Regions from separate parts of the Homo sapiens genome. Here region 1 is linked to region 2. A link is an interaction called in ENCODE POLR2A ChIA-PET data of the cell type or tissue named here. Cell type or tissue: endothelial cell of umbilical vein. All regions are shown on one strand. Links, peaks and the distances in the headings refer to the core of each region. The heading gives the core; the rest is flanking DNA. Region 1 overlaps PLA2G6 (phospholipase A2 group VI). Region 2 overlaps MAFF (MAF bZIP transcription factor F).

Region 1 (5,337 bases), core at 1-5,000, 80 kb before region 2:
TTTTGGGCTGAGAGGGGGACTTGGAAGGCTTCCTGAGGGAGGAGTCAGGGTCTGAACTGAGCTTTGGGTGGGAAGATGATTTGGAGCAGCTGACGATAGGAGGGAGACAGTGGGGAGGAGGGCTCCAGTCCGGACAGCCCTCCTGCATTCCCACCGGGGCCCCACAGGGCAGGACACGCGGTCCTGGGCTCACCGACATGGCCAGGTGCAGCGGGGTGTTGCCGTGCTCTCCGCGGGCATCCGCGTTGGCCCCGTGGGTCAGCAGCACTATGGCACAGTCGAAGCGGTTGCGCATCACCGCCACGTGCAGGGCCGTGTTCCCCGCGGAGCTGGTGCTGTTCACGTTGCAGCCCCGTTTCAGCAGCATGCGGGCCATCTGCGGGAGACGGTCAGGCTGAGTTAGCACAGGCACTCGGGGAGCTGCCGCACCCCGGGACACGTGGGCACTGCCACTTCTGCTCTGAGAGGCCTACAGGTACTGGGATGTTGGAAAGCGCTAGCAAGAGGATTCCAGGGGCAGGCCCCAGTTCTAGGGGGGCCTAGACTGCCTCCCATCCCATCAGCATCCCAAGACTAGGGACAAAAAGCCAAAGATGTGCTGACTGTTTTAAGAGGCTTCTGGTCCTTTCCTAGTGCCAACAGAACCCACTCTCCTTGCAAAGGCTCCTCTGGGGCCTGTCCTGAAGCACCCCGCTCCCTGCATCCCTCCCTGGAACCCTGCAAAGGTATCACCTCTCACTGGGCCTTGGCAATGCACATCCCTGGCAGAGCCTTGGGAACAGGGAGGGGAGCCTGGCTTTGGAGTCACAGACCTGAGCCCAAAGCCCAGCTTCACTCATCCCAGCTGCCTGCGCTTGGATGGGTCACTGTAGCCATGTGCACTTCAGGGCTTCTGTGAAGATGGGAATGCAAGTCCCCACCTCACAGCATGTGATGACAATGAGTGACCAAACCTACACGGAAGGGCCTGACTCGGTGTCCGGCTCCTGGAATGCAGAGGTACCCTGAGGCTGGCAGTGCCCTCCCTCCTGGCCCATCACATTGAGAAGTAGGCCATGAACTCTGGGGCATCCCATTCTCTGTCAAGCTGTGCTTCCTGGTGATGAGACCAGAGGCCTCCATCCTCCCAGGAGGACAGAGCTTAGCTTAGGGGAAGAACTCAGAGGAGATGCCCAGCCAGGCTCCCTGTGTGTGCAGCTAGGCCCAGCACCACCACCACCACCATCATCATCCATCATCATCATCATCATCTTGATGGTTAATAATGAGTGTCAACTTGATTGGATTGAAGGATGTAAAGTATTGACCCTGGGTGTGTCTGAGAGGGTGCTGCTAACGGAGATTAACATTTGAGTCAGTAGGGGAAGGCAGACCTACCCTTAATCTGGGTGGGCACCATCTAATCAGCTGCCAGCACGGCCAGAATATAAAGCAGGCAGAAAAAAATGTGAAAAGGCTAGACTGGCTTAGCCTCCCAGCCTACATCTTTCTCCCGTGCTGGATGCTTCCTGCCCTCAAACATCAGACTCCAAGTCCTTCAGCTCTGGGACTTGGACTGGCTTCCTTGCTCCTCAGCTTGCGATGGCCTATTGTGGGACCTTGTGATCGTGTGAGTTAATGCTCCTTAATAAATCCCCCTTTAGGCCAGGCACGGTGGCTCACGCCTATAATCCCAGCACTTTGGGAGGCCAAGGCAGGCAGATCACGAGGTCAGGAGATCGAGACCATCCTGGCTAACACGGTGAAACCTCGTCTCTACTAAAAATACAAAAAAATTAGCCGGGTGTGGTGGCGGGCGCCTGTAGTCCCAGCTACTCAGGAGGCTGAGGCAGGAGAATGGCATGAACCTGGGAGGCAGAGCTTGCAGTGAGCCAAGATTGTGCCACTGCACTCCAGCCTGGGCGACAGAGCGAGACTCCGTCTCAAAAAAAATAAAATAAAAAAATAAACCCCCCTCTCTCTCTATATATATATCTCCTGTTAGTTCTGGCCCTCTAGAGAATCCTGACTAATAATACAATCATCATCACGCCACCTTCTATTTGGGAAGCACTTTACAATTTGTGCCGAGTTTTGTCACACACTGCCTTGCTGACTTCATCACATCGCCAAAGCAGAATTCATGGATGAGGAAACTGAGGCACAGGGCGGATCCCCCCGCCCAGCCAGAGAGCAGCAGAGCCCTGCCAGGATCCCAGCTCTTCATGGACTTCTCTGCCTGCACACCCACTGCAAGGTCAGCCCCCAAGTGCTAGCCTCAGGGTCCTCTCGGGAACCTGCTTCCTGAGGGCCCTGAGGACCTGCGGGGCCCGGCCCCCTGCCCCACCCACCCACCTCAGGATCCACTCACCTCTGCGTTCTTGGCCCAGTGGAGGGGGCTGGCTCCGTAACGGGGGTCTTTGCTGTGGATCTGGCTGCTGTCCATGCTGATGATCATCTCCGCACACCTGGTGAGAGAGGGGCCCCGGTTGGTGAGCAGAAGCTAGGGTCTGCGTGGCGTGGGATGAAGCCAGGACTTGGAGCTTCATCTACTGCTTACAGAGAGCATCACTGCAAACAAAGTTCAGCAAACCCAACCAGCACACTCACCATGGTTAAGGCTGTACTGAGCCCCTCAAGGCACAACTAACCCCCTCCTCCAGGAAGCCTTCCTGATGCTGCCACCAGCAATGATCACCCTCCCTGGTACTGGCTTTAGAGTCAGATGGGCTTGAAGTCAAGCCCCAGCTTCCTCACTGGTGGCCTCCAGAAGCTGAGCAACATGGAGAGAGTGCTGAGAGGAGTGGCTGGGGTGTAAGGAAGACCAGGCATTTCAGAGCCCAGTTCTGTGCCTGGCACACAGCCACCCTCCACCTCCTTACCACACTGTCAGTGAGTCACACAGTGACCTGCATGCTATAGGAAGCAGTATGACAGAGTGGGAAAGAGCACAATTGCTTTCTACTCGGTGCCTGAGGCAAGCAGTGTCCACCAGAGATCTTAGCATCTCCAGCCTCAGAGCAGAGGCCCCGGGTTCACAAGCCTCATTAGGCCCCGCCTGGCCCAAAGAAAGTGCTCCATCATTGTATCATGGGTAGGAATCTCGGTTCACAAGTTCAGCTGTGCAAGGAGAAGACTTTAAAATTTTTCTGGCTGGGCGCGGTGTCTCACGCCTGTAATCCCAACACTTTGGGAGGCTGAGGCAGGCGGATCACCTGAGGTCGGAAGTATCAAAGGACGGAATGCAGGGACTTGAATGGACATTTGCAGACCCATGTACACAGCAGCATTCTTCACAACAGACAAAAGGTGGAAACAACCCAGGCGTCTATCAGTGAAGGACTGAATGGATAAACAAAATAGTATTCTGCCTTAAAAAGAAAGGAAATTCTGATACGTGCTGCAACATGGATGAGCCTTGAAGACATCATGCTAAGTGAAATAAGCCAGGCACAAAAGGACAAACGCTGTATGATTTCACTGATACGAGGTTCTAGAACAGGCAAGTTCTGAGAGACAGAGAGGATATGGGACTTATCGGGGGCTGTGGGGAGGGGAGAATCGGGAGTTATTAATGGTTACAGTTTCTGTTTGAGGTGATAAGAAAAGTTTTAGAAAGGGGTAATGGTTGGACAACATTGTAAATGTGATTAAAACCACCGAATTGTACACTTAAAAGTGGTTAAAATGGGCCGGGTGTGGTGGCTCACGCCTGTAATCCCAGCACTTTGGGAGGCCAAGGTGGGTGGATCACCTGAGGTCGGGAGTTCGAGACCAGCCTGACCAACATGGAGAAACCCTGTCTCTACTAAAAAATACAAAATTAACTGGGCATGGTGGTGCATGCCTGTAATCCCAGCTACTACTCGGGAGGCTGAGGCAGGAGAATCACTTGAACCCGGGAGGTGGAGGTAACGGTAAGCCGAGATCACACCATTGCACTCCAGCCTGAGCAACGAGAGCGAAACTCTGTCTCAAAAACAAAAAACAAAAGTGGTTAAAATGGCAAATTTTATGTTATATATAATCTATCACAGTTGGAAAAAATAAACATAATATATCAGAATCATTGTATACTTTCAATAGGTGGATTGTATGGAATAGGAACTATATCTCAATAAAGCTTTTTTTTTTTTTTTTTTTTAGTGCAATTACTAGGACAGCCCACATGGGTTTAATTCCCAGGTCTGGCACTTACTGACTGCCTGACTTTGAGCAAATTACTTAATCTCTCTAAGCCCTGGTTTCCTCATCTGTTTTTTGTTTGTTTGTTTGAGACAGGATTTCCCTTTGTCACCCAGGCTGGAGGGCAATGGCATGATCATAGCTCACTGTAGCCTCAAACTCCTAGGCTCAAGCGATCCTCCTGCCTCAGCCTCCCAAAGTGCTGGGATTAGAGGCATGAGCCACCACACTTGGCCCTCAGCTTTAGAGGGGGAATAAAATACATCAGCTCTCTGGGCTATAGTGAAATAGCCCACATGAAGGCTAAGCCGGTGGCTGGGACAGCGTTAGTGTTCAGCTGCTGTTCTCTATTATTAGGGGTGCCCAGCACAGGCCCAGGATTTATGCTGCCCAGCTCCCTACAGCCCTTATGCCAGCGCTTGGTGCTCAGCACTAGGCACATGGAGTCAGGCCCAGCTTCTTTCCCTGGGCCCTCTGGAGCCCCCCAAGTCTTCACCCGAGTGGCCAGCTCCGGCTAGTGTCCATGGCTTGGCTCGGGCTCTGCTGCCCCCAAACCTTCCCTGAACTCCAGCTGCCTGATGCCGTCTCTGAGCTCCTAGTGCAGCCCCCAGGCATCCTCAGTCTCAGCCTCCATCTCACTGTCTGGGATTATCTGTTTCCCTTCCTCAGCAGGGGCTTAACCATCTGAGAACCGCAGGCACAAACCGAGCTTTGTGGGAAAGGTCAGCTGCATTGAAAAACAGCAGAGGTGGCCAGGCGCGGTGGCTCACGCCTGTAATCCCAGCATGTTGGGAGGGCGAGGCAAGTAGATCACCTGAGGTCAGGAGTTCAAGACTAGCCTGGTCAACATGATGAAACCCCATCTCTACTAAAAATACAAAAATTAGCTGGGCATAGTGGCGCACACCTGTAATCCCAGCTCCTTGGGAGGCTGAGGCAGGAGAATCAGTTGAACCTGGGAGGCAGAGGTTGCAGTGAGCCAAGATCATGCCATTGCACTCCAGCCTGGGTGACAGAGTGAAACTCTGTCTCAAAAACAAAACAAAGAAAAGAAAAGAAAAAGAAAAACAGCGAGGGAGCTCCTAGTCTGAGCTGTGAGGGAACCACTTGTCAGTAACACTGAGGCCGTGGGATTCTTGGAGTAGGGCTGTGCTGGCTGCCAAGTCGATAAGG
Region 2 (5,366 bases), core at 267-5,266:
AGATGGAGTCTCACTCTGTCACCCAGGCTCCCAGGCTGGAGTGCAGTGGCGCAATCTCGGCTCACTGTAACCTCCACCTCCCAGGTTTAAGCAATTCTCCTGCCTCAGCCTCTCAAATAGCTGGGACTACAGGCATGCACCACCACGCCTGGGCTAATTTTTGTGTTTTTGGTAGAGACAGGGTTTTGCCATGTTGGCCAGGCTGGTCTTGAACTCCTGAACTGAGGTGATCTGCCCGTCTCAGCCTCCTAAAGTGCTGGGATTACAGGCGTGAGCCACCGCGCCCAGCCTATCTTCCTTTATTTTCCTTGGCTTCTTATCACTGCCCCCTCCCCTTGGAGACAGATGAGAAAACTCAGGTTCTCATGGCGGAGAACCTGAGAGGATTGGCAAAGTAGATCCTATCAGCTAGAGACAGAGAGGACTGCTGCTTTAAAGGGGACTTTGGGAGATGGTCCCCTTCTCCAGCCCAGAGCAATGACCACTGACCCTCCACGAGTTTTATTCACCTTTTTCTCCCCATTACCAAGTACATGTTTGGCAAAGAGCTCAATAAATAGTTGTTGAAGGAGCATGTGGCTGTCAGGCCTGTGGGAGGGAGGATTAGGAGATGAGAGGCCCTCATTGGTCTAGGGATGGCTGCCCCATCTGCCTAGGGCATGCTGAGTTAGTATGGGGCAGCCCCCAGGAGGTTGGGAAAACTTTCCCAAAACAGAGGTCTAGATGAAGGAGGCCTGGGGAGAGAGGGGACTGGCTGATGTTGTATCTTACGGGGTGCTGGATGGGCTTTGTGTAAAGGCATTTACTGGTGCACATATGCTGTGTGTACTTTTCTGTATGTAGGTTATACTTTAAGAAAAGTTCTGAAAAATTGGCTGGGCACAGTGGCTCACACCTGTCCAGCACTTTGGGAGGCTGAGGCGGGTGGATCACCTGAGGTCAGTAGTTCAAAACCAGCCTGGCCAACATGGCGAAACCCTGTCTCTAAAAATAAAAATAAACTAAAAATACAAAAAATTAGCTGGGCGTGGTGACAGGCACCTGTAATCCCAGCTACTTGGGAGGCTGAGGCAGGAGAATCCCTTGAACACGGGAGGCGGAGGTTGCAGTGAGCCAAGATCGCGCCCCTGCACTCCAGCCTGGGTGACAGAGTGAGACTCTGTCTCAAAAAAAAAAAAAAAAAAAAAAAAAGAAAGAAAGAAAAAGAGAAAGAAAAGTTCTGAAAAATCAAATCAAAGGCACATGTCCAAGCCCCATGTGGAAGAATGGTCAGGAGAGGCACATCTATTCATTTGGTGCACACTTACTGAGCCATCTACTATATACCAGGCACTGATTTAGGCATATTGATGCCGTGGTGAGACAGGGAAGGCCTCTGCCTTCATTGGCTTCCGTTTTGGTGGAGGAGGAGTGGGAAGGAGAAACAAATCATAGATGAGGAACCAAGCATGAGAAATGCAGAAGAGGTGACTGTTACAAGGGTTAATAGGCGGGGTTATGTGATGTGACACAGAGGCGTTTAGCCAGAATGGTCAAAGAGGACCTCCTGAGGAGGTGACATTGGGCAAAGACCTAAATGATGAGGAGTCACCATGGGGCTAGAACAGTAAAGAGCACAGCCTGTGCACAGCTCCCGCGGCTGGAAGGAGCCATTCAAGGAGGCCTGTGGACCAATGTGGAGAGAGGAAGGTGGCAGGTATGAATCAGTTCTAAGATAGCAGAGGCCTTGAATGGCAAGGTAGTGAGTTTGGATTTTATTCTAAATGGGAAACCAAAAACAAAACAGTGACTTTGACCTCCTTTCTACCCTAGGTCTGCAGCCCAGAGGGCACCTTCTGCAAACATGTCTGTGGATCCCCTATCCAGCAAAGCTCTAAAGGTGAGGAGGCAGCCTCTGTCAACCCAGTGAAGCCCTCCCTCCCTGCCCATGCAGAGCCTCCTCATCCCAACTTCCCCTTCTTTCCTGGAATCCCCTGGGTGGCTCAGCAGGCACCAGGCCTTCATGATGCCAAAGGGAAGGGCCACAGCCATGGGCTGGGACCAGGAGGCCTGGGCTCTGGTCACAGGCTGCATGTCCCTGGGGTAGGTCACTTCCCTCTCCAGGCCTCCTTCCCCATCGGGTCAATGTCCCCTGGGGCATTCAAAGGTGCTTTCCGACCTGGGTTTCTCTGGCTGAGTCCAGGGCTTGGCGCTAGGTTAGAATTCAGGCTGAGCCCCGGGGTGGCCTCCTTTTGTGTCCCGATCCTAGTCTGGCCCGGTTTCCCCTTCCCGGATTCCTGCTCCCCTTCGGGGTTTTGGATCAAGTCCACCCACCACCTCGGCGGCTAAGGCGGTGAAAGAGGAACACCGCGGGTGGAGCGGGGGGGCCCGTCCCCAGTCCCCTGGACCTCAGTTTCCTCATGCCCGCAGATCAAGCGAGAGCTGAGCGAGAACACGCCGCACCTGTCGGACGAGGCGCTGATGGGGCTGTCGGTGCGCGAGCTGAACCGGCATCTGCGCGGGCTCTCCGCCGAGGAGGTGACACGGCTCAAGCAGCGGCGCCGCACACTCAAAAACCGTGGCTACGCCGCCAGCTGCCGCGTGAAGCGCGTGTGCCAGAAGGAGGAGCTGCAGAAGCAGAAGTCGGAGCTGGAGCGCGAGGTGGACAAGCTGGCGCGCGAGAACGCCGCCATGCGCCTGGAGCTCGACGCGCTGCGCGGCAAGTGCGAGGCGCTGCAGGGCTTCGCGCGCTCCGTGGCCGCCGCCCGCGGGCCCGCCACGCTCGTGGCGCCGGCCAGCGTCATCACCATCGTCAAGTCCACCCCGGGCTCGGGGTCTGGCCCCGCCCACGGCCCGGACCCCGCCCACGGCCCGGCCTCCTGCTCCTAGTGCCCGCCCCCGCCATGCCTCAGCCACGCCCCTCCGGCCTCAGCTCCCTCCCCAAAGTGCCTGAGCGCCGCCTCTGTGCCCAGGTCCCATTTCTCTGCAGCACTGGCCCCTTGGTGCACACACATTCCCTTCGTGGGCCCTGTCTTCCTCTTGCAGCCCCCCAAACTGGGACCGAATGACCCTGGGAAGGGGAACTTGGGTAGGTTGGGGATGGGGCAGAGGTCTGGATCTGGGATCGCCCTTGGCTGAAAGTTTAGCCTTTTTAGATTGAGAGATACAGAGCCGGCTTAGAGAACAGCTGTTGGGGGAGAAGAGGGCACCCCTCATCTTGGAAACTGCTCTTATTGTGCCAATATGCCCTCCAAACCCTCCCAGGATTCAAAGCTAGGTTTGGCTGTCTGTGACTTACGGGACCGTCCTGCTGAGAAATTGCACTGAAGAGATGCCCCCACCTCTGGTTGGGCCTGGGGGTGCCTGGCCTTCCGAAACTAAAAGAGTGGGTGGGAAGACTAGTGAAACCCAGTTCACGGATGGGGAAACAGGCCTGAGGTCACATTTCACTTAGTGGTTGTGTTGGGACCAAAACCTGGGTGTCCTCACTGCTGCCCTGAGTCCAGCCATGGTTTTCAGGGGGACAGTGGACAGGGACTCAGAAATGTGGTGGGAGGGCCTCCCTGGCTTGGGAGACCGCTCTCTGCAAGGGAGGGGGAGAGAAGCAGAGGGAGAGAGAAGGTGACACGGATGGAAGAGTGGGAAGGAGCTGGCCTGGCTCAGCCCTAGGCTGTCCCTGCAGCCAGGGTGTCCGGGGGCTGGCCAGTCAGAGAAAGGGGGCCATGGACTGCTGTGGCAAATAGGGAGACAAGGAGACAGACCCTGCAGTCCTACTACAGTCTGGAGTGGGGTCCTAAGAAGAAGGGTCCCACCTCAACCCCTGTCAGTGTCCACTGTGGGGTGGGGGCTGACCCCTGCCTTTGATTGTCATTCTCCTGGGAAGCCCAGTCTCAGTCCCTCCCCCAACACTGTCCACACTGCCCCTCCCCACTGTTTATTTATTGCACGGATCTAAGTTATTCTCCCCAGCCAGAGCCCGAGCTCCTGCTCCCTGGGAAAAGTGGCGTATGGCCCTGAGCTGGGCTTTATATTTTATATCTGCAAATAAATCACATTTTATCTTATATTTAGGGAAAGCCGGAGAGCAACAACAAAAAATGTTTAAGCCGGGCGCGGTGGCTCACATCTGTAATCCCAGCACTTTGGGAGTCCAAGGAGGGGGATCGCTTGAGTCCAGGAGTTTGAGACCAGCCTGGACAACATGGTGAAACCCCATCTCTACAAAAAATACAAAAATTAGCCATGCATGGTGGCTCATGCCTGTAGTCCCAGCTACTTGGGAGGCTGAGGCAGGAGGATCACTTAAGCCCAGAAGGCAGAGGTTGTAGTGAGCTGAGATCGCACCACTGCACTCCAGCCTGGGCAACATAGCAAAATCCTGTCTCAAAAAAAAAGTTAAAAAATATTGCCCGGCTCCTAGAATTTATTTATTTCCTGACTTACAGCAAGCGAGTTATCGTCTTCTGTATTTTGTAGACTTTCTAAATAAAGTCAAATTCTTTCTTTTTCCACAGAGAATAAATGTGTATCCTGGACTATGTTTTTTGGCGAGGGGTGTCTAAAATGGGGTTCTGCTTTCAACCCCTTAGGGCTTCTGGTGGCGGGGAGGGCTAGTGCACATCACCAGCTATTGCACAGGGTATGAGGTGGAGGGGAGATGGCGACAGAGACCAGTGATGCTGAAACTTCGATGCTTCCTCTTGGTTGCTTAGAGCACAGGAGCTCCTGGGAAGACAAAGCCATGGGCACAATGAAATTTAGGACTGGATTCTGGCGGAGCATGGTGGCTCACACCTGTAATCCCAGCACTTTGGGAGGCTGAAGCAAGAGGATCATCTGAGACTAGGAGTCCAAGAGCAACCCGGGCAACATAGTGACACCCCATCTCTACAAAAAATAAAAAATAATTAGCCACATGTGGTGGTACACATGCCTATTGTTCCAGCTACTGAAGAGGCTGAGGTGGGAGGATCACTTGAGGCCAGGAGTTTGAGACCAGGCTGGGCAACATAGCAAGACCCCCATCTCTACAAGAAATTTAAAAGTAAGAAAACAGGCCGGGCGCAGTGGCTCACACCTGTAATCCCAGCACTTTGGGAGGCTGAGGCGGGTGGATCATTTGAGGTCAGGAGTTCAAGACCAGCCTGACCAACATGGTGAAACCCCGTCTCTACTAAAAATACAAAAAACAACAACAACAAAAAAAAAACATGGCCCGGGTGCGGTGGCTCACGCCTGTAATCCCAGCACTTTGGGAGGCTGAGGCAGGCGGATCACGAGGTCAGGAGATCGAGACCATCCTGGCTAACACGGTGAAACCCCGTCTCTACTAAAAATACAAAAAACAACAACAACAAAAAAAAAACATGGCCCGGGTGCGGTGGCTC

Evidence for each region. Peaks named below come from ENCODE experiments on the same cell type or tissue, not always from the same donor. Only the 100,000 strongest peaks of a DNase experiment are listed, where the experiment ranks them.
Region 1: POLR2A ChIA-PET joins it to region 2 with 11 read pairs; 11 of 35 experiments call an interaction of 5 or more read pairs at or near these places.

Annotation. Positions count from the first base shown.
Region 1 is chr22:38,132,638-38,137,974 of GRCh38, forward strand. It overlaps PLA2G6 (phospholipase A2 group VI), which reads right to left. Exons shown (of 17, transcript NM_003560.4): 6 at 2,351-2,447; 7 at 194-376. Among named protein-coding and RNA genes, the nearest start is that of BAIAP2L2, 25 kb to the left of the region's middle. In endothelial cell of umbilical vein, for the core only: no CTCF peak of the experiment used is centred there; a DNase peak (open chromatin) is centred at 2,864.
Region 2 is chr22:38,212,011-38,217,376 of GRCh38, forward strand. It overlaps MAFF (MAF bZIP transcription factor F), which reads left to right. Exons shown (of 3, transcript NM_012323.4): 2 at 1,813-1,879; 3 at 2,410-4,497. The coding sequence starts at 1,844. The coding sequence ends at 2,868. It also overlaps a transcript of TMEM184B not described here. Among named protein-coding and RNA genes, the nearest start is that of SNORA92, 10 kb to the right of the region's middle. RefSeq lists enhancers at 138-282, 1,796-2,377, a cis regulatory region at 210 and silencers at 2,373-2,422, 2,593-2,962. In endothelial cell of umbilical vein, for the core only: no CTCF peak of the experiment used is centred there; a DNase peak (open chromatin) is centred at 2,841.